Linked DNA regions of Mus musculus: region 1 is linked to region 2. Evidence: chromatin loops called from intact Hi-C (ENCODE). Cell type or tissue: heart. All regions are shown on one strand. Each heading gives the region's core, and the rest is flanking DNA. Links, peaks and the distances in the headings are about the cores only. Region 1 overlaps Ppp6r3 (protein phosphatase 6, regulatory subunit 3). Region 2 holds the start of Cpt1a (carnitine palmitoyltransferase 1a, liver).

Region 1 (16,017 bases), core at 4,432-9,431, 130 kb after region 2:
GCCTTCCCGACTGGCTTGTTTTGTTTTTTGACACAAGATCTAGATTTTCCAGAGTGGCCTGGAATTCTGAATCCTCTTGCCTCTGCCTCCCGAGTGCTGGGACTTCAGATGCATGCCCACCCATGGGGGTTTGTGTCTTCCAGATTGGCACTTTGTGTACACCCTGAGGAGCTGGAGAATGTTCTAGATGCAATCAGCAAGCCTGGGACATGATGGTGCTGGTTATGACCTGGCCTCAGCTGCTCTGTAGATGTGAACAGAGCCAAGGTCATTTTGGGTATTATCCCTATCGCAGATTCCACCGCCTCCTTGCCATTCTGTCCAGCATCAAACATCCAGTTGCTGCACTTGGCTCTGCAGTGATGCCCCTCCTGCCGTCTCTCACAGGTTCTGGTTGCTCAAGGCTGTTCTTCCCACGGAGCTCAGAGTAACATCCCCTACCCCAGCGTCTGTACTGCAGACAGTGTCTAATGGGCTGAGTTTATCTTGTCTGTTGAGGTGGTGGCCACGTGTGACTGTCCCACAAGGCAGACACTCAAATTATTCTCTTTAAAAGCTGCATAAAACTCAATGGCACCCAGCGCTCCCACAATGATGGCATTTATTTCATGCTTGGATCCACAAGGAGCAGAGCTGCTGTGCAATCAGCTCTCAAGGCCCAGGCCTTCAGAGCTCGGCCACTTACACAGTCAATCTGTCACCAAGGAACCATGGGTTCCCTTCGAGGGTCCTTACTTTCATAGATAAAAATGTGAAACAAACTTAGAGGTGAGGGGGACTCGGGGACCCTTTTAGGAGCATTCGAGAGGGCAAGCAGGAAGGCGCCGCAGCTGTGCGCTGGAGGGAGAAGGAGAGGAAGAGGGAAAGCCAGGCTTTATGAATTAGAAGACAGTCAGCAGGTCCAGCTCTGGAAATTAGAACTGTGCTTGGGACAGGGGCAGGGTGGGGGATGGGGAGAGAGGGGAGGAAGAGAGAAGCAGCCTGGCTAAGCCCCCAAGATCTTTGTATAAGCAGCCGCGTTGAGGGAGGGAGGGGTTCCCTTTTGGCAAATGAGCGACTATCCTGGAAGTAAGCTTCAGGTTGCCCCAGATAGCATATTCCAACATGGCTCTAGTTGTGATAGCCACGAAGAAAGTCATAGATAACACACTTGGGCAGGGATTGGGATCAAGTGGGTGGATTCTATGGAAGCAGGAGTGGATTGCTGCCATGGGCCTAAGACACTGCTGCCATCTTAGCCTGTGGCTTTGCAGAAGCCAGGGAACAACAAGAGGACTTAGCTGCTTGTCACAGGTGTTTGTTAGGTCATGCAAAGATGGCTATAGAGGGTGCAGTGGTGAGTTCTCACTGTCAACTTGTTACAATCTGAAGTCACATGGGAATAGAGTTTCAGTGAGGGACCGTCTAGACCAGGTTGGCCTGTGGCTATGTCTGTGGGAGGTAGTCTGTATTCACTGATTGATGTAGGATGACCTGACCACTTTGGGTGACTCCATCCCCTAGATAGGGAATCCTGGCCTGTTTAAGTGTAGAGAGAGACTGAGCACTGGCTTGCATGTGTTTTTCTCTCTATTCTTTTTTTAATAAATAAATTTTAAAAAAGATTTATTTATTATATGTAAGTACACTGTAGCTGTCTTCAGACACACCAGAAGAGGGTATCAGATCTCATTACAGATGGTTGTGAGCAGCCATGTGGTTTGATGGGATTTGAACTCAGGACCTCTGGAAGAGCAGTCAGTGCTCTTAACCGCTGAGCCATCTCTCCGGCCTGTCTCTCTCCTTTTTTGGGGGGGTGGGGTTCGAGACAGGGTTTCTCTTTATAGTCCTGGCTGTCCTGGAACTCACTCTGTAGACCAGGCTGGCCTCGAACTCAGAAATCCGCCTGCCTCTGCCTCCTGAGTGCTGGGATTAAAGGTTTACGCCACCACGCCCAGCTTCTCTCTATTCTTGATGGTGGACATGACCAGCTGCCTCAAGGTTCAGGCCTCCTTGACTTCCCCGACATTACGGACTGTATAGCCCAGGATTGCAGAGCTGAGAAAACCCTACTTGTCTCTTAAAGTTGTTTTTTGTCAGAATATTTTGTCATGGCATCAGGGAACACATTTAGGACAGAGCCTAAGATAGCCCAAGATTATGTGTCTCTGACTTGCAACATTCTAACCCTCCATAATCACAGAAGCACTTTTAAATTGTATTTTTAAGAAGTTTAATGGACTTTAATTTTAGAAAACCTACATGACATTTCTGTCGTAAATCAGTGCCTCCATTCCAAGTAAGCCGCAGTCATAATAAAAGAACTCAAGGTGACCCAGTCCCCTTTGTCTGAAGTCCTTCTGTGTGGCTAGCAAGTTGCATCCAGGTGACTGGAGAGAGACTCAAAGTAACTGGCTCATTTGCTACACCGAAGACTGGGGATTCCCACATGGCATGGGGGCACACACCTTTAACCCCAGCACTCCAAAGGCAGAGGCAGAGGCAGAGGCAGAGGCAGAGGCAGAGGCAGAGGCAGAGGCAGAGGCAGAGGCAGAGGCAGAGGCAGAGGCAGAGGCAGAGGCAGAGGCAGGTGGATATCTGGGTTCCAGGACAGCCTGGTCTACAGAGCAAGTTCTAGGACAACTAAGGCTACACAGAGAAACCCAGTCTTGAAAGGTAAAACCAAACCAAACCACCACCATCACCACCACCAAAAGACTGAAGATTCCATGAAATGCTTCCCAACTTGAGCAGGTGGTTTCCTGCCATACAAATGTCCTCCCTGGTTCAATCTGGACCACTAAAGGGACAGAAAGTACAGAGGGTATTTTCTTCTGCTTCTTAGTGTTGATTTGACTTCTATTTCTGTGTCTCTGTGCATGCCTGCCCATTGGAGTGTGCACCATAAGCATGGACTATAGAGGGTAGCAGAACTCTGGTGTTCTGCTGGTGTTAGGCAGCAACTGTGAACCACCCAGCTGGGTGCTGGGAACATAAATCAGGTCAACTGCAGGAGCAACAAGTGCCCTTAACCCTCACGCAATCTCTCCAGCTCCAGTCACAGACGTCATGAGCAGTTGATGAGCTCTGTGGCACCTTAAGCAGAGGAGTGGCCTTTTGTTCTCCCTGAAAACTTCAGTTCACATTTTCATCCTCTTTGATGGGTCTTCAGGAAGATTGTGGATCATGGTTTGGAAGTTTCTGGAACTGATGGCTTCCTGAGGGCATCCAGGTAACAGACAGGTGTGTGTGTGTGTGAGTGTCCCAGTGCATGCAGGTATCTGAGGAGGCCAGAAGAGGGCGCTGATGATGGCTTCCTGAGGGCATCCAGGTAACAGACGTGTGTGTGTGTGTGTGTGTGTGTGTGTGTGTGTGTGTGTGTGTGTGTGTGTGTGTCCCAGTGCATGCAGGTATCTGAGGAGGCCAGAAGAGGGCGCTGAGTCCCCTGAAGCTTGAGCACTAGGTATAATGAGCTTCCTGACTGGGTGGTAGGAATTGAATTCATGTCCTTTGCAGCATTTATCTCTTAGCTGCTGAGCCATCCTTCTAGCTCCTGCAACAACTCTTTCTTTCTTTCTTTCTTTTTTAAAAGATTTATTTATTTTTATTTATATGAGTACACTGTAGCTGTCTTCAGACACACCAGAAGAGTGCATCGGATCCCATTACAGATGGTTGTGAGCCACCATATGGTTTCTGGGAATTGAACTCAGGACCTCTGTAAGAGCAGTCAGTGCTCTTAACCAACTGAGCCATCGCTCTAGCCCCCTGCATCAACTCTTAAGAGTACATTGTCCTGATTATTTTATTTTATTTTTTTGTCAGCTTGACCCAAACTTGTGACACCTGTGAAGAGAAGACCTCACCTAAGAAACAGTTTCCATCAAAAATGGCCTGTGATCCTGTCTGTAGGCATTTTTCAATTGTTGATTGATGGGGAAGGGCTTAGCTCTACCCACAATGGTATAAGGAAGCAAGTCGTGGAGAGCAAGCCAGTAAGTTGTGTTTCTCCATGACTTCTGCTGTGGTTTCTGTGTTGATATCCTGCCCTGACTCCCTTCAACGATAGACCATTTTCCAGAAGTGTAAAATGAAACAAAGCCTTTCTTCCATGAGTTGCCTGGGTCAGTGCTTCATCACAGAAGAGAGGCCATGCATTAGGTCAATTTAGGGGCAGCTTAGAATGCTTTTTCTACCCAAAGTCAGAGGTTGGACTCAAATATCATTACTTTGACCAAAAATCTACAGACTAAAAAGAATTAAAGAAAAATAAGGGACTGGGGAAATGCCTCAGTTGCTTAAATACCTATCTCAGCATAAAGATCTGACTCTAATCCCAGCCCCCACATAAGAGCCTGCTGTGGCTGCACATGGCTGTCCAGCCAGTGCAGGAGAGGGGCCTGCAAAAAAAAAAAAAAAAAGAAAGAAAGAAAGAAAGAAAGAAAGAAAGAAAAGAAGAAAAAAAAGAAAAAAGGAGGACCTCCAGCTCACTACCCAGTCAGACAAACCAGCAAGGGCTAGGCTCAAAGGCTCCATCTCAAAAATACAATGGAAAATGATAAAGATACCCAGTATCGCTTCTGGCCTCAAAATGCACATGTGGGCACGTATGCATATACACTACACACTGAAAAGAGTTTTAAAAAGAAAATTAAAAAATATAGGGGCTGTCAAGATGGCTCAGTGGTTAAGAGCTGCTCATACAAAGAACCTGGGTGTTTGATTCCCAGCACATACATTGGATGACTCACAAGTCCAGCTTCAGGGGGGCCACCACCTTCTTCTGGCCTCTGTAGATACTTAGGCACATAATTTAAAACTATAATAAAATATTTTTACAGAATTGAAATGTTTGATCTTAAGAATCTAAGGAAACAGACTAATATTTCACTGGAACACCATCTAACTTCAGTACAAGCCTGGTCTTAAGAATCTAAGAAAACAAACTAATATTTCACTGGAACACTATCTGACTTCAGTACAAGCCAGAGAAATATGGCCAAGGCACGAGAGCATAAACTGGATCACAATCCCTCACTTGTACCTGTTTTGTGAGAATCAAGGTACACGCCCTAAGTCCTTATGCACAGGCCTTGGTGGCTCCCTGCCAGGAAAAAGAGGTGAACATAAACAAAGAGATAACCGAAAAAAACAAAACAAAACAAAAAGGAAACCAGCCCTAAGCAGCATAGGAGAGGCAGGAATCTATCAGCTTGGCGCTATGCCTCTGGCACACCTCTAAAGGAAGTGCCTGGGTGCATGGCCACAGCTGAAGTCCATGCCTCCTCAGCCAGGAAGCTCCAGCAAGACCAGGAAGTGCTAGGAAGCATGACCAAGGTTCTCCAGTGTACCAGCTACTCTCAGCCCTATCCTTGTGCTCTTCTGGGCCTATCTCACTTTCTACACCCTGGTGTGCAGGGCAGTGGGGTGCAGAGAATCTGAGAAGATGCTACAGGCATGGACACGAGCTATCCTTAGTGTCCTATTGACTGCCTGCCCAGCACACTGGTTCACTCAGGCCCAAAGCCCACTGCTTGGGGTTAGAACAAGGTCCACAGACACAGGATGAGAGAAAGCCTCGCTGCAGGGAGAAAGGATGGGGCAGAAAAGCTTCTTACCTTGTCAAAAGATCACTCAAGGAGGCTAAGATGCCTGCATATTTCTCCACAAGCTGAATGAGGCTTTTGAAAACCACTAATCTGGATCCTTCACTTCCCTTCTACCAAGGTACAAGAAATAGTGCAAGGTGCTTTTAACATAGCCTTGCTCCTGGGCCAGCATTTCCTAGCTAGCCAGCCCCTGACATCTGTAAAGGCTTCAGATTGCAGACCCAGCCACTGGACACTGAGAAAGGACAGGGAGCACAGTTCAGTGGTGGAGCACTTAACGTACATCGCCCTGGGCTTGATTCCCAGTTACAGACAAGTTCTCCTCCCCCGCCTCCCTCCCTCCCTCTCTCTCTCCCTCCATGAGAGTTTTGCCTGCATGCATGATTGTGAACCATGTGCATGTCTTGCGTTTGTAGAGGTCAGGAGAACAGTGCTGAGTCCCCTGGCACTGGAGTTAGGGAGGGTTGTGAGCTGGGTACTAGGAATTGAAGCTGGGTCCCCCTCAAGAGCAAGTGCCCTTAACCACTGAGCCACCTCTCTATCCCCACTTGTGTGTGTGTTGTCTTTCGTACCCTGATGCTCTGCTGAGTTTACCTACTACTTCTAGAAGCTTTGTATGGGTGTTAGGGTTTTCTGTATACAAACCATAACATCTGCAAACAGGTGATTTAATAGGCTGTCTTAACAGGACTCCCCAGCTACTGTCTCCTCAAGTTTTTTTTTTTTTGTTTTGTTTTGTTCTGTTTTTTTCTGAGACAGGGTTTCTCTTGTGTAGCCCTGGCTGTCCTGGAACTCACTCTGTAGACCAGGCTGGCCTCGAACTCAGAAATCCCCCTGCCTCTGCCTCCCACCACCGCCCGGCCTCCTACAAGTTTTGAGCACCTGATCTGATGATCTTTTATTTTCTCTTTATTCCCTTACCTTGGCTTGCTGTATACTTACTAAAAATTAATCAAAACCAAAACTAGTTGTTCTCCAGCATGTGTTTGCATGCGTACTCAGGAGGTCTGAGGTTGATGTCAAGGGTCTTGTTCACTCTTGCATCTTACCCATTAGGAAGGGTCTCAGTTAAATCCAGGGTTCACTGATCTGACCCTTCTAGCTAGTCAGCTTGGAGAGTCCACCTCTGACCTACAAGGCACGCTGTCACACCTGTCTGGCATCTGTATGACTTCCGAGGATCTGAACACTGGCTTTCTTGCTTGTATGGCAAGTGCTTTACCCACTGAGGTCTCCTGCTCCCCATTCTTCCTTTGATGCTTGATGCCTTTGGTTTTTCTTGTCCAATTGCTCTGATGAGAATGTTCAATACTGTGTGTAATAGAAGTACTAGCTGTGTTTCTGACACGGCAAACTTAAGAGGTTTTCACCACTGAGTACAATGTGGGTTGAACTCTCACTATGTACACAGGCCAGCCTTGAACTGGAGAGCTTCCTGACTATGGCTCTTCTGTTTGCTCGGAAACTACAGGTGTCTGGGGAGATGCTCCAAAGTGCTCCAGCAGCTTTTTATATGGTTAGCATTTGACAACAAAGAACAGGCGCAGACAGAACACCAGTGTATGGCGCCCTCTAGTGTTACAGTTCTTGTGCAGGTCCAGGGGGATTCATTGATTCTCCGTATTTGGTACAAACCTAGACACTGGAATTGCTCAGCCCTTGCTTGACAGCGGCTTGTTGGTTCTAAAGGCTTGACAACTTTTCCATATTCCTCCAGCAACTAGGGCCTGCAGTTCTCCTTCTGTGGCTTTCCCAGCTTCCTATCTTTCAGCCTGGACTATTCAGCTTTTCTCTACTTTTTCTCTCTTTTCTTGTTCTTGTCCTGGAGACTCATTTGATCACTGGTTCCTCAGCAGTTAAGCAAGTGGCCTCCTTGCTACCCTTTAGCTTTGGCCTGTCAACTCAACTGCTGTGGCTGTCACTGCTCTGTTGTGCTGGCAGTCAAGCCCTTCCTTCCCACGAGCAGGAGATGAGATCTCGAGAGAGCCGGTGTTGGGCAGGTGTTTCCAGCTCACCAAGGGAGTCAAGCACCTGCTACACAGCACAGCACCTGCTACACAGCGGCCATCTGTTGCAACCACAGCTTTGTCTCTTTAACAGCAGTTCTCTGGCTAGACCCCAGAGGAAGTGTAGATTCTGCCTCAGATGGAAATGATCACAGGACCATTTAGAGATCGCCAACGATTGTATTGACACAAAGTTCAGCATAGGTAAGAGTGGCAAATGTTATCAGCTCCAACGCCCGTTACTGCCAAGCCTCCTGCTGTGGTTGAGCCAGGTGTGTCCTCTAAAAGTCATTTTTGAGTTGAATCCCCACTGAGGGGGAAGTGGAGGGGCTTGATTTGACTTTAGTGTCTAAGGATGAAGCCTGGTGTGTGTGTGTGTGTGTGTGTGTGTGAGTGAGAGAGAGAGAGAGAGAGAGAGAGAGAGAGAGAGAGAGAGAGAGAGAGATTAAGATCTGATGATGTGACAAGGGTGCAGCCCCATTAGCTGAGGAGGCCAGAAAAGGACACATACACGTGTTCTTTCCCCCCCCCCCCCCACGGGATGCCTGGGGCTGTTAGGACTCTTGCAGTCATAACCTTGGACCAGAATCACAGCCAAGATAAACCTCAGTAGAACTTACGGTCTGCAGCATTGCTAATGGCAGCAGAAAATGAAAGAACACCTCCTTGCGAGTTCTTATTTATAGTACCATAAAATGGTCTGCCCCATTGCTTTGCAGAAAGGTAGACCTGCACATGCTAGGTCTCCATTTACACTACACTTTGAGGTTCAGGCATACTACCCATCACAGTTCATTCCTGGGGGTTCGGGGGGGGGGGGAAGAACTCCAGTATGTGACTGCACTGTCATTTGCCTGTTTTCTTGTCACTGGATAGTTATCTCAGTAAAGTTACAATAAATTTCTCTGGACAAATATTTTGTGGGCATGTTGTCATGTGAGCATCTAAGCTGTGGAATTATAAGGCAGTTTGCTGGCATAATTAAGAAATCACCTCCACAACAGCCAGAACAAATGCTCAGCAACTTTCCAAATGGGTGCATCATTTGCAGTAGTGACAGCAGAGGTCCCAATGCTTCATGCTGTCACCAGCACCTGAATTTCTCTGTATAGCCCTGGCTGTCCTGGAACTCACTTTGTAGACCAGGCTGGCCTCAAACTCAGAGGTCTCCCTGCTTCTGCCTCCCAAGTGCGGGGAATAAAGGCGTGTGTTACCACACAATTCCTGTTTGCCCTCATGTGTTCCCGTGTGTGCCTGAGCTGCTTCTTGACAGGTAATTCTATGTGCATCAGTGCGTTGCCCATGTGCCTACAGTGCCCACAGAGATGAGGGTGCTGGACAGTCTCTGGAACCTGAGTTACACATAGATGGTTGTGAGTGGCCTGAAGAGGTTGGAATTGAATCTGGGTCCTCATCAAGAGCAGTCTTGTCCAGTTTTACTTGCCTGTTCAAGTGGTGTACCAAGCCTGGCACATGGGCTGTAGTAGACCCCAACACAGGACAATTAAACCATCCTACTTTACAAATATGGACCAGCAGGATGAGTAAATGCAGCAAAAGGCCAATAGGAAGCAGGAGCACAGCTCTGGTAGTGCCTTCCCCATTATCAGGAACCACCCGCCTTTTGGTGCCGAGGAGCAAAAAGACAAGCAGAGAACCATCCTGCCCAAAGTGAGCTGGGATTCTCAGAAGCCCATGATCTTGCTCATGGTGAACCATGGGAGATGCCTGTGGGAGACACCTGCAGAATCCAGGAGAAACATGAAGTCATGTGTGTGACGGGCAGAGTACAGGCCTTGCTAGGGCAGCAACAAGGGGGGGGGGGGACGACGACGACACACATTCTCAATGCAAATAGAGATGACATGCCACAATTTCTACTGCTGCTTTTGAGGTGGTCTCCCGGCCAGCAAGAAGGCTCAGCAGGTGATGGGGCTTGCCCATCAACTTGAATCCAATACCTTAGACCAATGGTTCTCAATCAGTGGGTCATGACCTCTTTGGGGTTGAGCAACCCTTTCACGGGGGTTATATATCAGCTATCCTGCTTATCAGATTACAACTGCAATTTGTAACAGTAGCAAAATTAGTTATGAATTAGCAACAAAAATAACTTTATGGCTAGGGGGTCACCACAACATGAAGAACTGTATTAAAAGTTCGCAGCATTAGGAAGAGAACCAATTCCCCCAAGCTGTGAGTTCTACAACATGCATGGTGGCACGTGAGCAACCTCACACACAAAAATGGCAGTTTAGACAAGCCTCAGTGGCTCTGAAATGACAATCCTTCTGCCTCAGCCTCATAGGTGCTGGGATTATAGGCAAGCTTCAGTCCAGTCAGGTTTTGTTTTTTCTGAGACAGGGTTTCTCTGTGGAACAGAGCATTGGCTGTCCTGGACCTGTTTCCTAGACCAGGCTGGATTCAAACTCACAGAGATCCTCCTACCCCCATGTGCTGGATTAAAGGCATGTGCCACCACAGCCAGCCCAGCTTAGTAAAAATACCACCATGTATTTTATATGTGAGTTGACTGGCACACAGTGCCATGCTGTGCATGTGACGTTTTAAGCTATTTCTCACTTTAGCCAGGTGCACTGGCAGACACCATTAATCCCATAAGACTAAAGGCAGAGCCAGAAGGATCTCTGTGAGTTCGAGGGCTTCAAGTTTCAGGATAGTCAGGATTATATAGTCTCAAAAAACAGAGCAAAAGTTGTCTCTCTTCCTGCACCATGTGTTTAGCAGGGAGTACGCTTTAATGACAGCAATGGGAATCTGTAGAACTGTCACTAATGCTGTTTGCTGGCAATAACAGCAGGCAGGGCCGGGAACGACACATATGGCAAGCTAAGCTGGAGGACCAGGCAGACCATCTCAAGACGGCAAGTGGTGGTGGTTCACTCTCAGCAACAAGGTGCCAAGCAAACGTGTTAGGCACTGGAGGCTCAAGGCGTGTGGGGGTCACAACACTGTTTCTTCAGTAGCTGGCATGCCCAAGAGTAAGGACAGGTGAAAGCTAAAGAGGACTTTTTGGCAGAGGCTCACTATGTGGCTATTAGAACCCCAAAAAGGCTCACGAGGAAGTTTATAGAAACAAAGCATCAGGCTTTATTTTGTTATTACTTGTGATACAGGTACTGTACTGTAGACGTCTGTTAGTCTTGCAATTCATTCGGCCAATACACAGAAATGAAAAGGAGCAGGAACTCATCACAAGCCCTGGCTGGCACCCTCCAACCCAACACACCTTGTCCCCTTTCACCCTCACAGCCTCTCCTTATGACAAGCAAGCCTAAGTCCTTTCCCAAGAACAGTACCCAAGCGTTCCTTTCCCAGTGGACAGTGGGACAGAAAAGCCAGCCCAGTCCACAGCAAGGAGGCAGTGTGGGCTGACTAGGAGGAGCCAAGTCCTGGCTGGGGTCAGCAAGGCTTGTCAACCAGGTGAGACAGGAGAATGCCATCCGCCAGCAATGTGAGGTCCTGGGCCACGCAGGTCAACCATCCCTGAGACGAGCAGAAGGAGCCCTGTCCTCTGGTGGCACCAGGTTCCAGAGAACGCAGTCTCTTCTGAAGGAGCTGTGACTGAAGGGTCCTGAGCGGGCAAGCACAGGCCACCGAGCCCCTCGCCACCAGTCCCAGGGCTTCCTGCTGCCCACTGAGCCTGGTGACCAGGCCTGCCTCGGCCACCTGAGGTGGTCCCTTGCACTGTGTACAGTGAGAAGCGAGTAAGGAGTAAGGCATTGGACACTCGACTCTATCTCCATACGCGATGTCATGTAGGCACACTGCTTGGGATGCTGGTTCTAAAAAACTTGTTGGCCATTTTTTCAGAATATCCTTTTGGTTTTAAATACTGGTCAGGAAAAAACAAATGATGTAAAAATATGTGAATATTTTCTATTATAGAATGAAAAACTGATCTGCATCTAAAAGTGCAAGAGGCGAGGTGACTGAGCTCTTCACCCGATGCCGCGGCAGTGCACAGGCCATTGCTTCAGCTGTTGGAGGAGGCTAGGATGTGTTTACGCTGACATAGAAAATTATAAATTACACTGAATTAGTATCCATAATCACTATATACACACAAACCAGTTCTAAAATCCACTGGTTTACAAGTGAAAACCTCACAAGGTACAGTAAAACAAGAAACATGCTTGGATGCCAGGTTGTGATTCTGTTACAGCCAGCCCGCGTGATGGGCACACTCTACCCTGTCACCACATGAGCATTCCAGACTCACCTCTGTGACACAGAGCAGTGTGGGTGCAGACCACTCTGAAATAGCCATCAGTGATACTTGCTGACAAGGGACATTTTGGTGAATGGGTTAAAAGGCGGATGAACTACCAAAACAAAACAAAAAACAAACACCCCCCAACCCCCCTAAAATTCTAACCACAGCCATGTACACTCCAATATTCTAGTGTTTCACCTGCAGAAAGAAACGCTCTGAGCAAACCAGACCTTAACAGAACATATGGCTTTACAAGAACAGCAATTCATCAACTAAGTTGTAGCAATAAATACTTAATCTCCACCAAGACTCAAGCATTTGATCCGCCTGAAACAATACAGAAAACAGTTACCAATTGAAAGTGGGTTATAAAAAAACACCAAGTATTTCTTATTCAAAATCACTTTGTAAGTCAGAACAACCAAAATATAACACGCAGAGGGCTTTTCCATCGACAGCTCCGTGCCAACCTGGAAGAAAAATGAATTCAGAATTTTGTACAAGGTGGAAAATGTATGAAAACTGCCTAATACTTTGGTCACACTAATAATTGTCAAATAGTTATGTTTCGAATACAATAGATCTGTGTAGTCACTTTATAAAACTATTCTTACAACCATCTGAACTATGTATCATTACTATTATTACATGGGCGGCAAGATCTGGTGTCACAGGCTACCCAGTATTTAGATCAATACAATATAAACATACGCAAAAAAATTCTTGGTATTTGTCAATGTGCAGTGTTTTACATGTCTGAGTCTCTCTGTACAGCATCTTAGAATCTAGAAACAGAAAGGCTGCTGGTTCTGATCTCTTGCAGAGTGCAGTAGTGGTGGCTCAGTAGCTCTGGGTGAGCCCTCCAGAGCCCCTGGGTGGTGGTGGCCTGCAGTCCTCAGTCAGCAGCAGTGGACGTCACTCATCATACAGGGCCATTAACTGATGGGTCGCTTGGCATGCTTGGCTGGTCGGTCCTGCAGAGGAGGAGACGGACATCTGAGGCACTGGAAGCTGAGCAGGGCCAAGTTAGCTTTGCCCGCCCTCCACATGGGCACATGGCTGCCAGTGGTGATAGACGCTCCCACCTCAGCCTCTCAGAACTGCATGTTCAATTCACACAACACTTTAGTGTTCACACTGCTGGTCCCAGCTGCGTGCTTTGGAAACTGTTGTCCTATGTGGGTGCAAACTGACTTTCACCTGGAATGCTAGGAAATGGGAAGGAAGAAGGCGTGTGCAGAGGGTAACTACTGAGAACAAAGGGGCACAGCCAGATGCTGGCCCCCACAGAGCAGCAGCAGCTGGAGAGAGAGGGAGAGAGCAGAAATGGGTCTTCTGCCAAATCCACAACCTAAGGCATCTGAAGAAACCTAGCTAGGCTGTGGCCAGGAGGACACAAATCCTTCCTAACTGGACTGCCTTCCCTGCCAGTCCTAACAGGAACCAGGAGTGCCCCCAATACTATACTCTAATTACACATGACGGTGCCTCACTGTATGAGGCAGAGGGACTGAGGATTCTAGAACCAGACAGAGCTGGGTATGGGTGCACCTGCAGTTCACAAGCTGTATACTTTAAACATGTTTCTTAACCTCTCAGTCCTGTTTTTTCCTCAGCAGAAAGGGGACAATAGTGCCCATCCAGAGCTTTGTAAGTATGATGTGTGCAAAACACTAACAGAACAACTGTGCAGCCAGATATGGTGGCAATGCAAAGTCCTCAGAGTGAAGTAAAGAATGGTCCTGGCAAGGCCCAGCCCCAGAGCAGTGAGCCTGGCAAAGGCTGCTGTCTGCACTCTCTCCCACGCGCGTGGCTGTTTCCAACAGGAGTGCTGGCAGCACACTGAGCTCCTCCAGAACCAGCTCAATGCTGCTCTTTAGGGGCCAAGCCTTGACCCCCAACTTTCTGCACACAGCCCTACAGTTTCTTCTTGAGCTACAGTCACCTGCCTACAGTGGCCTCACCAGTGACTCCTGTTCTGGCCAGGCCTGGGTGAGGACGGGCAGGGCCTTTCATGCCAGCTTCAAAGGAACCTAAATGGGTATCCTTTGGCAAGGAAGTCTTCACTATATAAGCAAAAAAGCAATCCAGGGCCACTTGTATGACTCTTACATATTAAGAACAAACTCTCCAATCTATGCTCCAGGGGCTGATGTAACCATGTGAAGATTCCCAATAGCTAGAACCCTAGCCAGTGCCTTGTCTCCCCAAGCCTTCCTAAGAGCAACCTGCTCACACAGTACTTATAATTGATTCTGTAGGCAAAAAGACTTTTTTCTAAATCATAAATCCATCCTTCATTTTGACTAGAATTTCTGAATATGAACAGGGCAGAAGGCTGTCATGAACAGGGGCTTCTAAACCAGGAATAATAAGTATGCCCACTGGTTCCTGCCCACTGAGTCTGCAGAGCACAGTCCACTGGGGTGGCTAAAGGACAAAGTCCAATGCCCGTGCAACTGCTTTTAAGGTCACGTTATTCCTTCCAGAAGGAACATACATCTTACATATTTTTTATCAGAGAAGTGAGCTCTGAGAGGAGCTGAACAAAGTCCCTTGCTGTCCAGGGCATATGCTCATCCATCTTCTGTTGTAGGCTCCTCTGACTCCTTGGCGACCTGGCTCTACCTTCCAGGCTGAGTGTATGAGTGTAGGCCCTCTGCAGCTAAGGCCTTGGCTTGCCCTATCTTTTCTGACCATTGGCTCAATCTAAGCAAAAGGTGACTAGAAAGAAAACACCACATCCAAATCACATGGCTTTGGCAGTGAGGCTGTCGTCACGAAGACACGCCTACTCACAAGTATCAGCCCTCTAGGGATTGATCCCATGGGGGCACTCCTTCTAGGGCTGAAGTCTTTTGCAGTACATGGCAAAGGGCCTCAGAGAAGTCAAGCCCTCAAGTGTCACAAGTGTGATGAGGAAATGAGACAGTTCACAGGACCACAGAGGACTCCAATCCTGGAGGGGTTAACACCATTCAAATAATGGCCTCATCAACTTGAGTTTCTCCAGAACCTTCCTGCAGAGCCAGTGCTCTCGATCATCCAAGCTTGAGCCGGGGACTCATGCTGCAAAGCTAAGTGCTGTTCTTAGAGCTCGGCTTGGGCATCTGACTACTTGAGACCTGAGAAATGTCACTGTGCCCTAGCACACTGCTAAAGGCTGGGGCACAGCTGCAAAGACCTTTTGGGCCCCCAACCCTAACAGCTGATTCCCTTCTACATTCCAGGTATGAAGCAGAGGCAGGGTAGAGCCTTCAGAGGGTGAAGGCAGGGTGGTTACCTTTGCTCGGGACTACTGCTGGGAGTCAGGGGAGCTGTGCACTTGGCCTCTGCTGGCTCTGGGGTCTCTTCTGCATCTTTGCAAGCAGCATCTTGAGAGGTAGACAGTTTTTCTTCCTCACTACAGGAGAGAGGAAGTTAGGTGCATTACATACTAGGCACCACGACCAGGGCCAGAGGATGAGCTCACATGCAAATGGCTCTGAAGTCATGACTGCCACGGTGGCAAGCCCTGGGGCTGAGCATGCTCAGGGTGGAAGGATCACAGAAATGCAGACAGTGACTGGGGAACCACGAGAGGAAAGGGCCACACGCAGGTAGGAACTGAGAGGGACAATGTAATGTGGCTGGTGTCTGAGAAAGAGCGGCCCGTGTCACCGTACATACCGGTAGGACTTCAACACTCTGAGGCCAAGTGTGCAAAACAGAAAAAGAAACGTACAAGAGTTTCAGAACACTCCTAGAAATGAGGAATTGGGGAAACATGTCCACGACTGCACATGGCACCCCGCAGAGTCGGTGGAGGTGTGAAGAGAACCTGTTTGAAGGAACAGGAGCCTTTAGTTCTACCGTGCGCTTAAGGCCAAGCCCACCACTCGCACGTGCTCCTGGCAAGAGATACCCACTGCTAAGCCAGGTGAAAGCCTTCTGCTGCTCTCTAGCAGCACATGACAAGAACAGGCACTAGGAAGGGTCAAGGAGCCAAGAGCAGGAGCAGCAGAGAATGGGAACCAGAGTTGCCTGTGGGCAGCTCTTGGTGGAGACACAGCAGGCACATTCCTGACTCTTAGAGCTGGAAGCTTAGCTGTGTTCTGCTCTACCTGATTCAAATAGATTGCAAAAGGAAGGCATGTCTCCTCAGATCCAAGCCTTGGCCTGGACTTGCACATGAATTTCCCGACTT
Region 2 (16,017 bases), core at 6,501-11,500:
GGTTCTTGTATCAGTCAAAGGCAGAGCAGACAGCAGTCCTTTGTCTATCCTAGCTTGATTCCTAGCTTCGTGGACAAAGCTATCTTATGGCTATGACTCATAAAAATTAAGTCAAATCAAATCAAATCCAGGCAGGGCAGCACAGGAGGAGGAAGCCAGAGACCTGTGGATTGCTATGCCACCCACAGAACTGCCCTCTGGCACATGGCACAAGCAAGCTGTAGATACCTGCTTGCTGCTATGCCATGCAGCACAGGTATAAGATGTCACCCAGGAGCCCACCAGCTTCGAGGATAGCCTGCTGGAGGTACTACAATGTGTGAGTCTGTGGTGGTTAGATGGAAGGGAAAGAGAAATGGAACAGCTTGAGCGTTATGAAGAGAGATGGAACTGGAGACTTGAAGGTAGAGAGGAGTTGCCTATTGTGAGTGGCCAGCTCTGCCAGCTGGGTATATTGGTGAGGTCCCAGCCCAAGCTGCCAATGAGGGTCATGTCTGAGTTCATGGGCAAGCAGTGGCAGGGGTCAGTGTTGATGTCCCTGGCTCACATTACCACTAGAGAACACGGGGAAGTTCCCGGTTGGAGCAGCTGCCTGGGACCACCTGGATGTCCGTGGGCTGTGTATCTGGCCCCACCCCTCAGGGCATGCAGAGCTCCGGAGAGATGGCCCCATCTCTTAAAAAGCAGCAGCACGTAGTAGGAGAGCAGGCCCTGAACTTCACCCAGGCAGCTGGCTCTGGAGGCGGTGATGTTGGTGAGCTAGCCCTGAGGGCATGAGTGTGGGAGCACTGACCTCTCCACTTTATCTGCCCTAAGATAGCATGGATGCAGAGATATGTCCTTTCTCCCCTCTCCACTTCCAGCAGTGGAGAAAGCTGCCCACAGAGTCACGAGCTCAGGAGAGCTGGCCCTGCCCCTCCCCTGGACAACACAGCAAGCTGACCCTAGTGTCAGGGAGCAGGCGATTAAGACCCCAGGGCAAGAGTTTGGGAGCCTGGTCTCATTTGCCATGAGGTGGTATTTGAGCTAGACTGATGCCTTCCCTCTCCTTGCCCCTCTTTGCCTGTGGCAATCTGGAGGGCTGGCTCTGGGGTTATGAGAGTGGGAGAACTGGCCCTGCCCCTTACTGGCTGTAGAACTTGGGAGAGTGGGCCCTGTACCTTGCCTGGGCAACACTGTGGAGATAGCCCTGATGGCAAAGGCACAGGTAAGCTGGCCCAGCACCTCATAGGCTGCAGCACTTGGAAGAGTGGGCCCTGCACCTTGACTGGCTCTGGAGGTGTGGGTAAGGGTGATCACTCAGGAGGGCAGGCCCTGAGTCTCACCTAGGCAGCAAGTGGAACTGGCTCTGGTTAGCAGCGGGGTGTGGGTGAGCTAGCCCTGACGCCGTGAGAACAGGAGAGCTGACCCTGCCTCTTGCACGTGGTGGCATTGGATCACCTAGCCTGAGCAGTGCTGGAGAGCTCACCCTGGTGGTGCGGATAAGAGAGAGCCAGTGCCCTAAGGAGCTCAGCTACCACCCAGGCCCAGATCCAGGGCTGTGAATTGGCCCACCCCCAAATCTATATTGTCTGCAAATAGCTGGGACACATGAAAGGGCCGGTTCTGGAGTTCCAAAGTTGCAGGATCTCCATGACACAGGGTTTCAACAGGATAACTGGGAAGGGAGTGGGATGGGGGTATCTTGATGAGGATTCGATATTGATGATCACAGAACCCAGAGATCTCCAACCAGACCAATGATTCATTGCAATGAACATTTGCCATGCGTAGATGTGTTGACAGAGAGATGTACTGTGGGACACACTGACACTCTATGAGATTTTTTTCTATGTATGCTTTGTTATTGTTGTTATTGTTTGTTTGTGTTTTATTGGGGGGGGGCTTCAAGGGTGAAGAATGGATATGAGGGGATGGGGAGATGAGCAGGACTGGGGTGCATGATGGGAAAATCACAATAGATTTTTTTTAAAAAAAGGTAATTTTGATATTCTGTATTTGGTATGACTTGTTCTGTGGCCTAGAAAGATTCTAGAGACAATTCCTTGGTCTAGACTCAAATTTGCAGCAAGCCTTTTGCCCCAGTCTCCCAAGTGTTGGTCTTACAGGCTCCAATTCACCATGTGGCAAGAATGACCTTAAACTTCTGATCATCCTACCTCCAACTCCTGAGTGCTGGGCTGACAGGCATGCACAACCTTGCCTTGTTTGTATGGGGCTACGGAGCAAACCGAGGCCCTTGTGCTTGCTCGGCAAGCGCTCTACCAACTCTGCTTCATCCCTAGTCCCTCAGGGTCAAACCACAAGTGTACTAGGACTTCCTTGCTCCCGTGGACTCAGGCTACACTAGATCACGTGTAAGGAAATAGAAAATATTCAAATGCATTTTAAAACCTGAGAAGAATAGCATTAGCAAGTAGAACAGAATAAAGCAGACTTATAAATACCAGACCCACAGCTCCTTGAGCAGCAGCTAGGGCTACATTAATAAATAAATAAATAAATAAATAAATATCCTATCTCAATAAATAATCTTTTATAAAAAGAATGCCAGCAGCTGGGGTTGGGGATTTAGCTCAGTGGTAAAGTGCTTGCCTAGCAAGCCCAAGGCCCTGGGTTCGGTCCTCAGCTCCGGAAAAAAGAAAAAAAAAAGAAAAAAAAAAAAAAAGAAGAAGAATGCCAGCAGCTGCTCTCAACACACAGAAGCCAGCTCAGCCCTGCCCACAGTGAGTCCCCTGGCGTCCTATAACCTGTGGAAAGAGCCCTTCTGTCAGGGGAGTCCCAGTTCCTACATCCTAATTATGACCCTCTTCTCCCATCCTCAGGCCCTTGGTGGTCTGAGACCTTGCACCACCAGACTTCAGCTCAAAACCATTTGCCTCTCTCGGGTATGATGACACTTGTCAGATGCAGTTGCCAGCAAGACAAAGGTGTGATTCAACTTTCAAGTGAGCACATGTCAAAGCAAGTCAGAAAAGACTCTGGAAGCTGAGTCTAGCTCTGGAAGATATGAGCCTGAGAAGTTGAAGGGATAGATAGCCAAGTGATTAAAGCACTTACTTGGCCATGAAAGTCTGAGGATCCAAATTCTGGTCTCCAGAAAACCACATAAAGACTGACCAGTAAAATTCCAGCTTTCGAAGGCAAGAGATAGGGGGTATCCAGAACATACCGGCCAGCAGGACTAGGCATATCAGTGAGCTCTGGATTTGAGTAGAAGAGTCTACCTATCAATCAGTGAGCTCTGGATTTGACTGGGAGAGTCTTCCTCCGTGAATGGGGTGGAAGAGCCCCATTCTTGTGATGGAAGATGGCTCTTACATCAGCCTCAGGCCTCCCCATGCCTGTGCACCCACATGCACAAGTATCCTCACACGTGCAAAAACATGTGTGCATGTAAATTCATTTTAAATTATGAAAATGTTTAAATTTGTATTAAGAGTTGCAGCATGGTAGCAGAGCAAATGACAGAAGATTCTAGAACCTGGGAAGAAAGCATGCTGTAATAGACTAATTTCCAAAGCAGTTAATACCAAACAGAGCAGCAAAGCCCAACCTTGAAAAGACTCTTCTTTGAGACAAGGTGTAGTTAATAAAGCTTGAGCTGGCCTTGAACCCATGACCCTCCAGCCTCTGCCTCCCAACGACTGGGATTACACATGCACTGTGCTGCAGCACTCTTGCTTTGCCTGCCCCTCACTCTTCAGCCCATTAAAAATCTTACTTCTACCCTAATATGTCTTCATTCCCCCCTCTTAAAATTATTTTAAAATAAAAATATTAGTCTGAAGCTGCATTAATTTATTGCTATTTAAGCTGTGTGGCAGCGATCTGTGCTTGTTCTTTCTCCTTCTCCCTCCAACCCCTATACCCAGGGTCTAAATGGGCTTGGTTGGCCTGAAACTCACAAAGATCTGCCTACCTATGCCTCTCTCTCTCTCTCTCTCTCTCTCTCTCTCTCTCTTCTTTTTCTTTTTTTAAAATTTTATTTATTTAATGTATGAGCGCTCCGATGCATATATATCTGCCTGCCTGAAGAGGGCATCAGATCCCCCCTATAGATGGCTGTGAGCCACCATGTGGTTGCTGGGGATTGAACTCAGAACCTCTGGAAGAGCAGCCAGTGCTTTTAGCCACTGAGCCATCTCACTAGCCCATTTGTTTGTTTCTTTGTTTGTTTGTTTTTAAATTTTGTAATTATATTTATGTACAGAAAACTTAGTGTACATTTAACCCAGTGTAGTGGCGAGTTCTTTAGCCTTTGCTTTTCCAGCTTGGCAATGCGAGCCACAGACTTAGGACCCAGGACGTTGCCTCCCTGTGGCGACGGATCTCATCATATCTGTCATTATAATTGGTCCTAATAGCTCCCACCAGCTTAGCCAAAACACCCTTGTCTTCCGAGTTACCCTGTGTGAAGGCAACAGTGGTGCATGTCTTCCTGTGGACCAGGCATCCCAGTCTGGCCTTTCCCTGGATGATGCAGTAGGGCACCCCCATCTTTCGACACAGGACAGGCAGGAAAACCACCAGCTCAGTGGGGTCTACGTCATGGGCAATCACCACCAGCTGAGCCTTCTTGTTCTTCACCAAGGTGGTGACTGTATTGACTCCTGCTAGGAGAACAGGTGGTCTCTTAGTTGGGACGTCGCCTTTGCCTGCAGCTTTCTTCTCAGCACGGGCCAGTAGCCTTTGCTTCTTCTCTTGCTTTGTCTCTGGCCTGTACCTGTGGGCAAGCTTAAGCAGCTGAGTAGCTGTTTGCCTGTCCAGCACCTGGGTGAACTTCTTAATGGCAGGAGGTGCTTTGAGACACTTATAGGGGATGGCTCTTTGCCACTGCAGCTTGATGTAGCCAGGCCATTTAACAAAGTGTATTAGATCTCTTTTGGGCTGGATATCCTGACCAATTCCAAAGTTCTTGGGCCTTTTCTCAAACAAAGGATTGACCACCTTTTTGGCGTCCTGTTTCTGGACGACAATGATGACGGCTAGGGCCGAGGACACCTTCTTCCCCGTGGCCTTCTTTTCTTTGGGCGTCTTGCTTGGCTGGTGGAGAGAGAAAGTGCCTCTGCCTCTTGAGTTCAAGAATTAAAGAAACACTCCTGCGAACCCAGCCTTTTAACTTAATTTTACTTAATAATAACGATGGTGATGATAATATTTATTACTGTGTCTCAAGAATGTTGGTTTCTTTAAAAGTCAAGTTATGTTATGTGCCTGTGTTTTTGTTAGTTTATTTAACCCCAGGTTTGGGATAAGAGGCTGCTTCACAGCAGGTGATTATGATTTGCCTCAGCACTAGCAGGGCAGTAATTTTTGCCAGCACAGATATTTTCATTTGGGAAACTCTGAAGAGGGTATACATGGGAGAGTCCCCAGAGGGCTGTGGCTGCTGCTGCTCCCCCTGCTCCCCCTGCTCCCCTGCTGCTCCCCCTGCTGCTCCCCCTGCCCTCTGCTGCTCCCCCTGCTCCCCTGCTGCTCCCCCTGCTGCTCCCCCTGCTGCTCCCCTGCTGCTTCCCTGTTGCTCCCCTGCTGCTCCCCCTGCTCCCCTGCTGCTCCCCCTGCTGCTCCCCCTGCTGCTCCCCTGCTGCTCCCTGCTCCCCTGCTGCTCCCCTGCTGCTCCTCCTGCTCCCCTGCTGCTCCCCTGCTGCTCCCCCTGCTGCTCCCCTGCTGTTCCCCTGCTGCTCCCCCTACTCCCCCTGCTGCTCCTCCTGCTCCCCTGCTGCTCCCCTGCTGCTCCCCTGCTGCTCCCCTGCTGCTCCCCCTACTCCCCCTGCTGCTCCTCCTGCTCCCCTGCTGCTCCCCTGCTGCTCCCCCTACTCCCCCTGCTGCTCCTCCTGCTCCCCTGCTGCTCCCCTGCTGCTCCCCTGCTGCTCCCCTGCTGCTCCTCCTGCTCCCCTGCTGCTCCCCTGCTGCTCCCCCTACTCCCCCTGCTGCTCCTCCTGCTCCCCTGCTGCTCCCCTGCTGCTCCTCCTGCTCCCCTGCTGCTCCCCTGCTGCTCCTCCTGCTCCCCTGCTGCTCCCCTGCTGCTCCCCTGCTGCTCCCCCTGCTGCTCCCCTGCTGCTCCCCTGCTGCTCCCCTGCTGCTCCCCCTGCTGCTCCTGGTTGCTTTTGTTGCAGTTTGTCTGGGGTCACAAGCAAAGAGAAGAGAAGTTGGAGATATCCTGACAAGGAGGACTGAACTCGCCCCAAGGAACTCAAGGCCTCTAGTCAGCAGGAAGTGGTCTAAACAGGTGCACACCTCCTTTCCCCTCTCACCTTCCTTCTCTCCTATCTGATGTTGGAAGGGATTAGCGTACAATAACTGTTTGGAAGGGAGGCAGAGAGATAAGAACCCAATAAAATAGCTAAATAATATGCCAACATTATTGTTGTTGTTGTTGTTTCTTTTTAAAATTAATATCTGTATATCTGTTTGCCTTCATATATGTCTGTGCACTATTTGTGTGCCTAGTGTCCTCAGAGGCCAGAAGAGGGTATACGGTCCCTCATAACTCAAGTTACAGAGGATTGAGAGCCACCAAGTGGAGGTGAAACAGAGTCCAGGAGCTGGATCCTCAGCAAGAGCAGCCTCTGCCCATAACTGTTGAGCCTCGTCTTCAGCCCTTTCATTTTTCCACCCAAGAAAAATGAAAAATGAAAGGCCTAGGGCAGCCACACAGTAAACCTCAGCAGAAGACCGGAGTTCAGTTCCCAGAATCTATACAGAGCCGCTCACAACCACCTCTAACTCCAGCTCCTGAGACCTAGTGCCCTCTTCTAACCTGAGGGCACCCACACATCCGTGAACACAGATAAAAAGCTTTAAAATCTTTAAGAATAAATAAATAAATAGATAGATATTTTAAAAACAAAACTCCTAATGACAGAGCTTCTTGCCTCACCTGTTTCCTCTACCCCCAGAGGCTCTGTCACCTACCTAGGCATCAACTGGGCACAGCCCAGACTTATCTGAGGACATAACATGAGGGGAATTGCCTCATTCAATTGGCCTGTGGCACATCTGTGGGAGTAGCTCAATTGGTAGGGTACTCAACATCCTGGCCATTGTCTCCAGCACCACACAGACCTGGCACAATGGAGCACATCTGCAGTCCCAGTATGGGCAGGTAGTGGCAGGTGATCAGGAGTTCAAGGTCACTCTTGGCTACGTCACGAGTACCAGACCAACATGCACTACTTCTCAAAGAATGGTAGGGTGGAGGGGCAGGAGCACTCACTGGACACTCTTGCCGAGGACCCAAGTTCAAGTATTCCTAGCATCCAGATGGTAGTTCACAAGCATTTGTGCATGGAGCCTTATCTGTGTATGTTCGTGAGTGTGTGTGTGTACCATTTCCTGCTGAGCCATGTCTCTGGCCCTGACTTCATTTCCTAGGGTAGGAAACTGAGGCTTACACGGGACCAGGAGGGGCTCACACTGACACACCTAGCCCTGGTCTTGTGGCTTCGATTGTTTCTTCTCTGGGATAGTAAACACTGCCAACTTTCCTTTCACTGGGTGCTCGGGAAGGCAAGGCAGAAGAAAACAGTGGAGTGGCCCCCAAAGTGGGACAGGCAGGGTACATTTCACAGGACATTTTCACTCTCTGGTGGGAACAGCGGGACACAGAAGAAGCCTCATGGACTCCAAGTTTCTTTTCCCACACTCGTTGGCAGCCTTGGGTTTGTTATCCTTGCGACAATGCCACTGTCCTCATGAAACCTGGTGACGTTGGCTGAGCAAATACTACCTCCGATATTGACTCAAAACGTGTACAGGGGCTCAAAGTTCAAGTTCAGTGGGGCCTGAGGCTTGGAGGAGGAGGGGAAAACACTGCCTCCTGTGATTACAACATTCTTTAGTATGAAGTAGAGTTCCCTCAAAACTAGGTCTCATAGCCAAGTCCCCAAACGTCTTAAGCACTTTGGATAGATATCTATTGAGTCCTGCCAACCGGAAAGGAGGCTAGAGAGAATGACCATGGAGCAGCCATCCTCTTGGCAAAACAGTGGGGGCTGTGAAAATTCCCTGTCACATATATTAGGTGGGATAGTTAGGGTTGGGATGTTGTTTGGCCTTCTACACATAAGACCTTGGCTTCCAGCTCTAGTACTGAAAAAAAAACCAAACCAAAACAAAACAAAACAAACAAACAAACAAACAAAAAAACGAGGGCTGTGGTAGCTCCGTGGCAGAGCACCTGACTAGCATGCATGCAACCCTACGATTAATCAGCTTATCTTATTCTTTCCATTGTCCTCAAACTTGATATGTGGCCAAGGACAATTTGAACTTCTTGCTGGGATCACAAGTGTGCATCATTATACCCTCTTTATGTGGTGTGGGGGATGGGATCTAGGACTTCATGCCTGCTAGACAAGCGCTGTAATACTGAGCCACATCCCCAGTTGTGGTTTGTTTTTTAGATTAAAAATAATGTGTATGGGAATGTATGAACATATAAATGCAGGTGCCCATGATGGCCAGAAGGGGGAGCAAGATCCCCAGGAGCTGGAGTTATAGGTGTTTGTGAACATTGAGACTTGGATGCCGGGAACCAAACTGTGGTCTTGGGCAAGAGTAGTATTCGTACTTAGTTACTGAGCAATTTCCTCCAACTCTGTTTTTGTTTTGTTTTGTTTTGTTTTGTTTTGGTTTGGTTTGGTTTGGTTTGGTTTGGTTTGGTTTGGTTTGGTTTGGTTTTTGAGACAGGCTCACGCTGTAACCCAGGCTGGTCTCCAACTCATATATGATCCTCCTGCCTCAGTCTCCCAAGTAATGAAATTACAGATGTGAGCCACCACACAGGGCAAACGTATCCATCGTGAGCAGCTGGCACAGTCTATGGGATTGAAACTGAGAAAGAATGTGAAAAATAAACAGGCGAGCTTGAGAAAGGTTATTCTAGCCTTGGTGCCAGTTCCTGGTATATTTTCAGCGCTCAGGGAGTTTAGGTTAATGCCCCAAGCTTCCCCATCCCCACCCCGAGGGGCGAGGGGGAGGTTAAGCTCTTTATTAATAGCCACTCCGGGAGCTACAGTCCTTGGGAAAAGGGCTATGGTGAGGGTAGAGGAAGGAAAATGAGGTCCCCACAGGATAAAACCAGGTGCAGGCGGCTCTGGCTCATTATGGTGCCTCCCCAAGGCACGAGGTGTCTGAGAGTTCCTTCTGATGTTGTCTCCGCCCCTGCTCCTGTCCCTCCTGGCCGGCAGGGAGGGCCTGCTGTCAAGGCCGCTGAGCCTCCTGGACAGACAGGGCACAGGGCCAATCCAGAGGGACGCAAAGCAGGACGCCAAGAAAAGAGGAAGTGTCCTTGGGGAGGGGACCGGTTAGGACTGGGGTTCTAGGGAGAGAAGGAAGGGCATTTAAGGTGAGTCCAACAGTCCAGGACTTAAAAGGAGCCTTAAGTAGGGGGCAGCAAGAGGTGACACTAGAGCCATCGAGGCCGATGAGGCCCGGGGGACAGCAGAAAGTGTTTCCAGATAGCACCTCTGCAGTGCCAGCCACATGTCACACTGGTCTCTGCTTCCACGCTCAGGAACAGGTGCTCAGATAAGGATGCTTAAGAAGATGGAAGGCGTTTGGGTGTGTCAGAACAATGAAGGCAAGTGAAAGACCCCGATTCTCTATGAGTCCCTTCACATAAACTAAAAATCTCAAAGTTACACCCAACAATCGCCTGTCCTTTTAAATAATAGAGGTGTAGGGGGAGATGAGATACAGCAACAGTTAACTACAGTTGGGGGCGGGATCAAGGGGAACTTTCATTTTCTCTATGGAACCCTTCCACGGCAAGGCAGAGAAAGATGGAGGCAAACAGGGCTCTTCCATGACCAGGCGTGCTTGACCTCAGAGCTGCGACTCTTCCTTCTTCAGCGCATTTATGGAGAGCTTGCTACACGCAGGGCCTGGAGCTGCAGCCTGGGAGGGCGCCCCATCTGGCGGGTAGAGTGCTTTGCCATGTCTGGCCCGACTTCTCTACACCCTGTTCACAACTCACCCTGCAACCTTCGTTCCCCGTGTGCTGCCAGCGATCCCCCTCCAGAAGCCACTCTGTCCGAGGTTCCAATCACTCCCCTATTGACACCTATTCGTTCTCAGCGTTCAAAGAGTACTTCGATTCCGTTGCTTTTGGGCGCAGAGACTTGAATCCAGGACCTTACACAGGCAAGGAATGCACGGCATTGTGAGCTACCCACACACCCTAATTGTTCCGCAGATGAGGGTTCCCCCGCCCCCTGACGATTTTATCCCAGGGAGACTATGAGTGTGTTGGCCTCTGGCGCCAACCTGCCCCCGGATGTCAAACATCTGTTCTCAAACTTGGAACCTGAGCTTACTTCTTCATTCTCTGATGTTAGACAAGCCGTTCTTCCCAACACCACCCCAAGCGTCCCACTCCCCTTTTTTAAAAAAAAAAATAATCAACCAAACAACCAAACAAACCAAAAGTCTGGAGCAAAATCAGCATAACTCCCGCAGGGTTGCAGAGAAGTTTACGGGCGGATTAGTGTAAACCGCGAGTGTAAGCCAAGTATGGTGCAAAGAGCTGTTTTGGACATGGCTTTAATGAGTTGGTCCCTTTTGTATATGAAGAAACTGAGGCTCTCAGGGTAAGGAATGTTGTCCTAGGTCTGCCGTTGGCAAGCTCGGGACTTAGCCTCAGTTTCCTTACTGACCTCCTCCCCGCAGCCCCGCCCCGTCCAGGCCCCGCCCCGTCCTGCCCGCGCTGCAGCCCAGCTGGGCTCAGCCAATCACCCGCGGCGCGCGTCGGTGAGCCTGGCCTCGCCCGCCCCGGCCCGGACTCCGCTCGCTCATTCCGCCGCCGCCGTCTGCAGACTCGGTAAGACACCGCGAGGGCAGCGCTGCGGCACCGCCCTGGGCTGGGCGCGCGGGTGTCATTCTTAAGAGTGTGGAGGGAGACCCAGACTGTGCCCGTAGGGTACGCGTGAGCCGCGCATTGGAGAAGCAGAGGGCACTCCCTCCCCCGCGCAGTGACGGATCTGGGGGATCCCGGGACGGGAGGAAAGATGCTTGGTCCCCAGACTGGGCAAAATGCCTCCACTCGGGACGCGTGGGACCTCGGCTCGTGGTGTCCCGCCCCACGGTGGATTCACTCACCGCGTGGGTTTGGGGTCTTCATTGCTCTGTGAAAGATGCTTATGATTAGGCGTGACTCCTTGGTCCCTGACCAGTAGGAGTGTCAACTCCCTTTCTGACCCCTGCTCACTCCCCACTCCGCGGGTGGCTTGGGGCCAGTGTGGACGCCGAGCGTTCTCCAGGCTCTTTCCACCCGCTACTCTGCAGGTGGATTGGTTCTCGGGGTCCGTGAGGGTCGGGCTCGGCAGTAGGAAGGATGCTCGCACAGGGGACTTGGCAGGTGGCCGGTGCCCTCTCTTCGTGCGGGTCCCTGCAGTATAGCCTTCGGGACACACCCTTGGCGCAGAGACTTAAGTGTTTTGCACCCCTCACCGCGGTTTTGCCCGGGGTTCAAGGGCAGGTGGGTGTCAGAGACTGCCCAAGGTCGCGCCGGGACCAGAGCCCGGGAGGGTGGGGGCGTCACGTGACCTGGCCTGAGCGAACTTGGCCTGGGACAGCCGGACAGCACGGTCTGGGCAACCAGGCTGTGCGGTAACAGCGGGTACCCTTCGTTTTTCTTCATCTTATTGTGAATCGGGTCTGGTTTTCGTTGATGTCACAGAACACAGATGAACGCTCAAGTTTTTAAGGAGTTAAAAAGTTCCTAGTGTGAACCAGGCTACATACAATCAAGCTCAGTACTCTCAGCTCTGGGCCGACTCTCGTTCCGTGCATTTAAATAGTTGTCCAAAAACAGATTTTAGTCGGAAACTGCTAACTTTGGAAGTTCGCAAATAAAATGAAAGTGAGTTTAGAAGCCTTTCGGAACGCGTATTTAGTTACAGCATTTTGTTGCACAGGCGTCTGGTTTCTGGTCATTCCTGATATTCAAGCGTGTTTATCACTGTCAAAACCACAAGCCAAATGACTAAAACACAGCTTTGGCCTTTTATTTGTGCCAGCAAGCATACATCACCACCACCCCCTTCCTAGTCGGTCGACTCAGGACTCAGTGAGGACCTAAAGCAGAGGACTGTGGTGTGGGGAGGACAGTGCTTGCTCCGGGGCAGTGCAGAGTAGTAGGTAGGTCTGGGCAGCGTCCGCATTCAGAGTCCTGGGCTAGACTGGTTTTGCTGCAGCACCCGGAGCTCTTTTGTCATGTAAATTATTGCTTTTCTTAACTAAAGCCTCGCTAGACTTAACCTTACACTTGAATTTTCTCTTTTATCTATTTATTTACTTTTAAAAAATGAGATAGGATCTCATGTAACACAGGCTGCCCTCCAGCCTGCTCTGTACCCAAGGTTGGTTTTGAACCCCCGATCTCCTTCCTGCACCCACCCATAAGTGCGGTGATTATAGGCGAGCACCACCACGCCCGGCTTTGAACTCCTTAACCGTCTTTGGAATCAAGCTCCGGTTAGGTTTTGTATCAAAAGTGGCCGAAGCGGCTTCCTGCACAAGACAAAACCTTTCGAGTTTGAGCTAGAAAGCCACCTGACTGCAGATGAGGGGTGGAACGCCTCCCTTCCGCCGCCGCTGCGCTTGGCCCTGACCCAGTGGTCACGAAACCGGCAGGCCTGATTCTCTCGGGAGTTTGGGGCGCTGGCCGGGGTTTAGCCAACCCTGATTCCTCTTGCCCATTTTGCCCATTCATAAAAGCGCTGCAATTTTTACTTTATTTTCCCCTTGGGTTTCGCAGCGAAACCCTTCGAGGCACGGTGCCGGCTGGCTGTTTTGTTGTATGCGACAGCTGTCCTCGGACAAAGCGGATCGGTGACTCCGGGATGGCAGCGGCGACGCGTCGCTCCGGAAGGCCTGCGTGGGCTCGGCCGGTGGAACAGGATCCGAGCGCCCCGGACGCGCCAGCACGGGGGCGGGGCACCCGTAACCTTTCCCCTACTTTTCTCAGCCGTCACGTGACCCGGCTGGGTAGGGGAAGGGGCGGGGCGGGAAGCCGCTGTTGTTAGTGCCCTTCCCTTCCCCAGCGCCTTGAACTTGCAGTCTGGATCTGCAGGCGGCTAGAGCCACGCGACTTTCCTGTACTTTGACCGTTTGAAGGTTTTTTTTTTTTTTTGGTTAGAAAATATGTTTAGTCACTCTTCAGTCACTCTTCATAGATATTTACCGGTAGGCCCGAGTCTTAAAGCTGGTGGAAGTCTGCATTTGAACTAGTTTAGAATAAAATGGTAGTCCAAGGTGGATAATTTTAAAGTGTGTTTAGCAGACTGGACAGTCCCCTGAAGGAGGGAGAGTCGCTCGAATCTGGGAGTTAAGGGACAGCCTGGGAATAGGCAAAGATCCATCCTCAGCTCGGGAAAGAAGAAAAAGGGAGGTGGGGTTTTAAGCCGGTGGCGGTGGCGCGCCTAGTAGGCTTAAAAAGGATTACTGCACACTTGAATTAATGCCAATTTAAGCTCTTAGTGCAAGAATTTTTGTTGTTTGGAAAATAAGCCTGCTGCCAAGCCTGACTACCCTAACTCGAAGGGTGAAAATGATCCCGACTTCTGCACACCGTGCTATAGTGTGCACTCAACCGCCACCATAAATAAATAAGATACATGGTTTTGTTTTAAGTAAAAAGCAATACAAGCATATTGTGCAAAATTAGAAAGGCAAAAATGGGGTGCGATGCAGTCACCTACTTACTCAGTAGTTACTGCAAAGGCCACCACTGTGAGCAGTTCATTCAGGACTGTGATGGTGTGTACCTGTACCATCTAGCTCTTCGGAGGTGGACAGAGGAGAGCCGGACTTAAGGCCAGCTACCACCATCCGTGAGTTGGAGTCCTGTGTGGGATACACAAGAACTTGTCTCTAAACCAAACCTAGACTGCAAAGTTTGTTTATTTTTTTAATCTCTTACCTAACACAAGGAGTGAGTTCTCCTTGTTGATTTCAAATATCTGTTGCCTTTTGTACTCTTCACCTTGAACCCCGTGCAAATATTGAGGCGGACATTGGGTCCCCACAGGCCCTGGGCTAAGGCCAGCTTTGCTCTGTTGAGGTAACGTGGCAGCCTGGTTCTGAGAAGTGCCCACCCTTTGCCCTTTTTGTGCGAGTTGTTCTGACCTTCAGGAATGTTTTTCGGAAGTTAATAGCAGCAGGCACACTGCCCGTTTCGCGCCCCGACACCTGGGTAACTGCCACTTTAGAAGGTTGGGAAATAGGATGGCTACTGACCTTGCCTCTGAGGAGTGTTGCACACCGACCATTTAGGTAGAAATGTAAGAGAAGCTTGGTGTGGTACAAAACACTTATAATCCTAGGGTTTGGGGGATGGTGCTGAGGCAGGATTCCGTGACTCCATAGTGAGACCTTGACTCAAAAAACAAAATTAACCAAACCAAACCCAGCAAAGACCGGATTAGGCTGGGTTGTCCATGCCTATAATCCCAGTCCTTAGTAGGTGGAGACAAAATTAGTAGTTCAAGATCAGCATCAGTGATGTACCTGGTTTAGGGCTAGCATGGACTACATAAGACCTGTCTCAAAAACAAGACAAAATACTGTATGCACTGGTATTAATGCACTGGTGATATATATTGGAGTTATGCACTGGTGCTGTGCACTGGTGTGAATGCACTGGTGCTGTGCACTGGTGCTGTGCACTGGTGTGAATGCACTGGTGCTGTGCACTGGTGTGAATGCACTGGTGCGAATGCACTGGTGCTGTGCACTGGAGTTGTGCACTGGTGTGAATGCACTGGTGCTGTGCACTGGTGCTGTGCACTGGTGTGAATGCACTGGTGCTGTGCACTGGAGTTGTGCACTGGTGTGAATGCACTGGTGCTGTGCACTGGTGCTGTGCACTGGTGTAAATGCACTGGTGCTGTGCACTGGTGTGAATGCACTGGTGTGAATGCACTGGTGCTGTGCACTGGTGCTGTGCACTGGTGTAAATGTACTGGTGCTGTGCACTGGTGCTGTGCACTGGTGTAAATGCACTGGTGCTGTGCACTGGTGCTGTGCACTGGTGTGAATGCACTGGTGCTGTGCACTGGTGTGAATGCACTGGTGTGAATGCACTGGTGCTGTGCACTGGTGCTGTGCACTGGTGTGAATGCACTGGTGTGAATGCACTGGTGCTGTGCACTGGTGTGAATGCACTGGTGCTGTGCACTGGTGCTGTGCACTGGTGTGAATGCACTGGTGCTGTGCACTGGTGTGAATGCACTGGTGTGAATGCACTGGTGCTGTGCACTGGTGCTGTGCACTGGTGTGAATGCACTGGTGTGAATGCACTGGTGCTGTGCACTGGTGTGAATGCACTGGTGCTGTGCACTGGAGTTGTGCACTGGCTGTGGCACTTAGGAAAACAAAGGTCATCTATACTCTTTCTGTCTCCTCCTCCTCCATGTGTGGTCCAAGGAGCTGAGTCTCACTTCTGTTTCTTAAGTCCCACTAGAATTTGTCTTCCTCAGTCTCCCTGACCCTATGCAGGCCTGCAAATCATTGCTGAAGGAAGGACAGGTTTGGGGCGCCCTTTCTCCGCTGGACTGAACCAGCCTACTGATATTAAGGGGGTGAGGGCCTTTTGGAAGTTTCACTGGCTACACCCCTAGAAATTAATGCCCGAGAGGGAGGGCTTAGAGGAAGTGGTTGGGCCCCTAGCTCAGTGTGCTTCCATGGTACGTGGCTCTGGGATGACTTGCCTGACATCTCTGTCCCCATCCAGGCCACATGCTCTCTGCAGTGACCACGTCCACACCCACCTCTCTTCTTTTAGGGTTTCCTTGGCTTTGGGTAAAGCCATGAAAAGAGAATTCAACAAGCCTCGTTATCATGGCCTGAAGGGATATTCGTATGTCTACAGGACAGGGACACTGAGTAACTCCCCACAACCCTATCCCCCTTGTAGTCCTGGCTAGCCTGAAACTCACTATGTAGACCAGGATGACTTTGAACTTGTGATCCTCTTGCTCCACTTCAGATAAAAACTTGGCCCTTTATGAA

The links. A loop is a pair of places that touch in the nucleus more often than their neighbours do. Peaks named below come from ENCODE experiments on the same cell type or tissue, not always from the same donor. Only the 100,000 strongest peaks of a DNase experiment are listed, where the experiment ranks them.
Region 1: it touches region 2 in a loop (3-fold over the local background); 7 of 42 quality-filtered maps call a loop at or near these places.

Annotation. Positions count from the first base shown.
Region 1 is chr19:3,444,247-3,460,263 of GRCm38, forward strand. Ppp6r3 (protein phosphatase 6, regulatory subunit 3) reads right to left here. Exons shown (of 24, transcript NM_028999.1): 23 at 15,115-15,234; 24 at 10,682-12,805. The coding sequence ends at 12,754. Among named protein-coding and RNA genes, the nearest start is that of Gal, 38 kb to the left of the region's middle. In heart, for the core only: a CTCF peak has its summit at 7,164 (motif pointing left); a DNase peak (open chromatin) is centred at 7,136; H3K27ac peaks cover 201 bases.
Region 2 is chr19:3,312,550-3,328,566 of GRCm38, forward strand. Cpt1a (carnitine palmitoyltransferase 1a, liver) reads left to right here and starts at 10,752. Exons shown (of 19, transcript NM_013495.2): 1 at 10,752-10,825. In heart, for the core only: CTCF peaks have their summits at 8,471 (motif pointing right), 9,183 and 9,919; DNase peaks (open chromatin) are centred at 9,242, 9,892, 10,212 and 10,852; H3K4me3 peaks cover 2,743 bases; H3K27ac peaks cover 2,648 bases.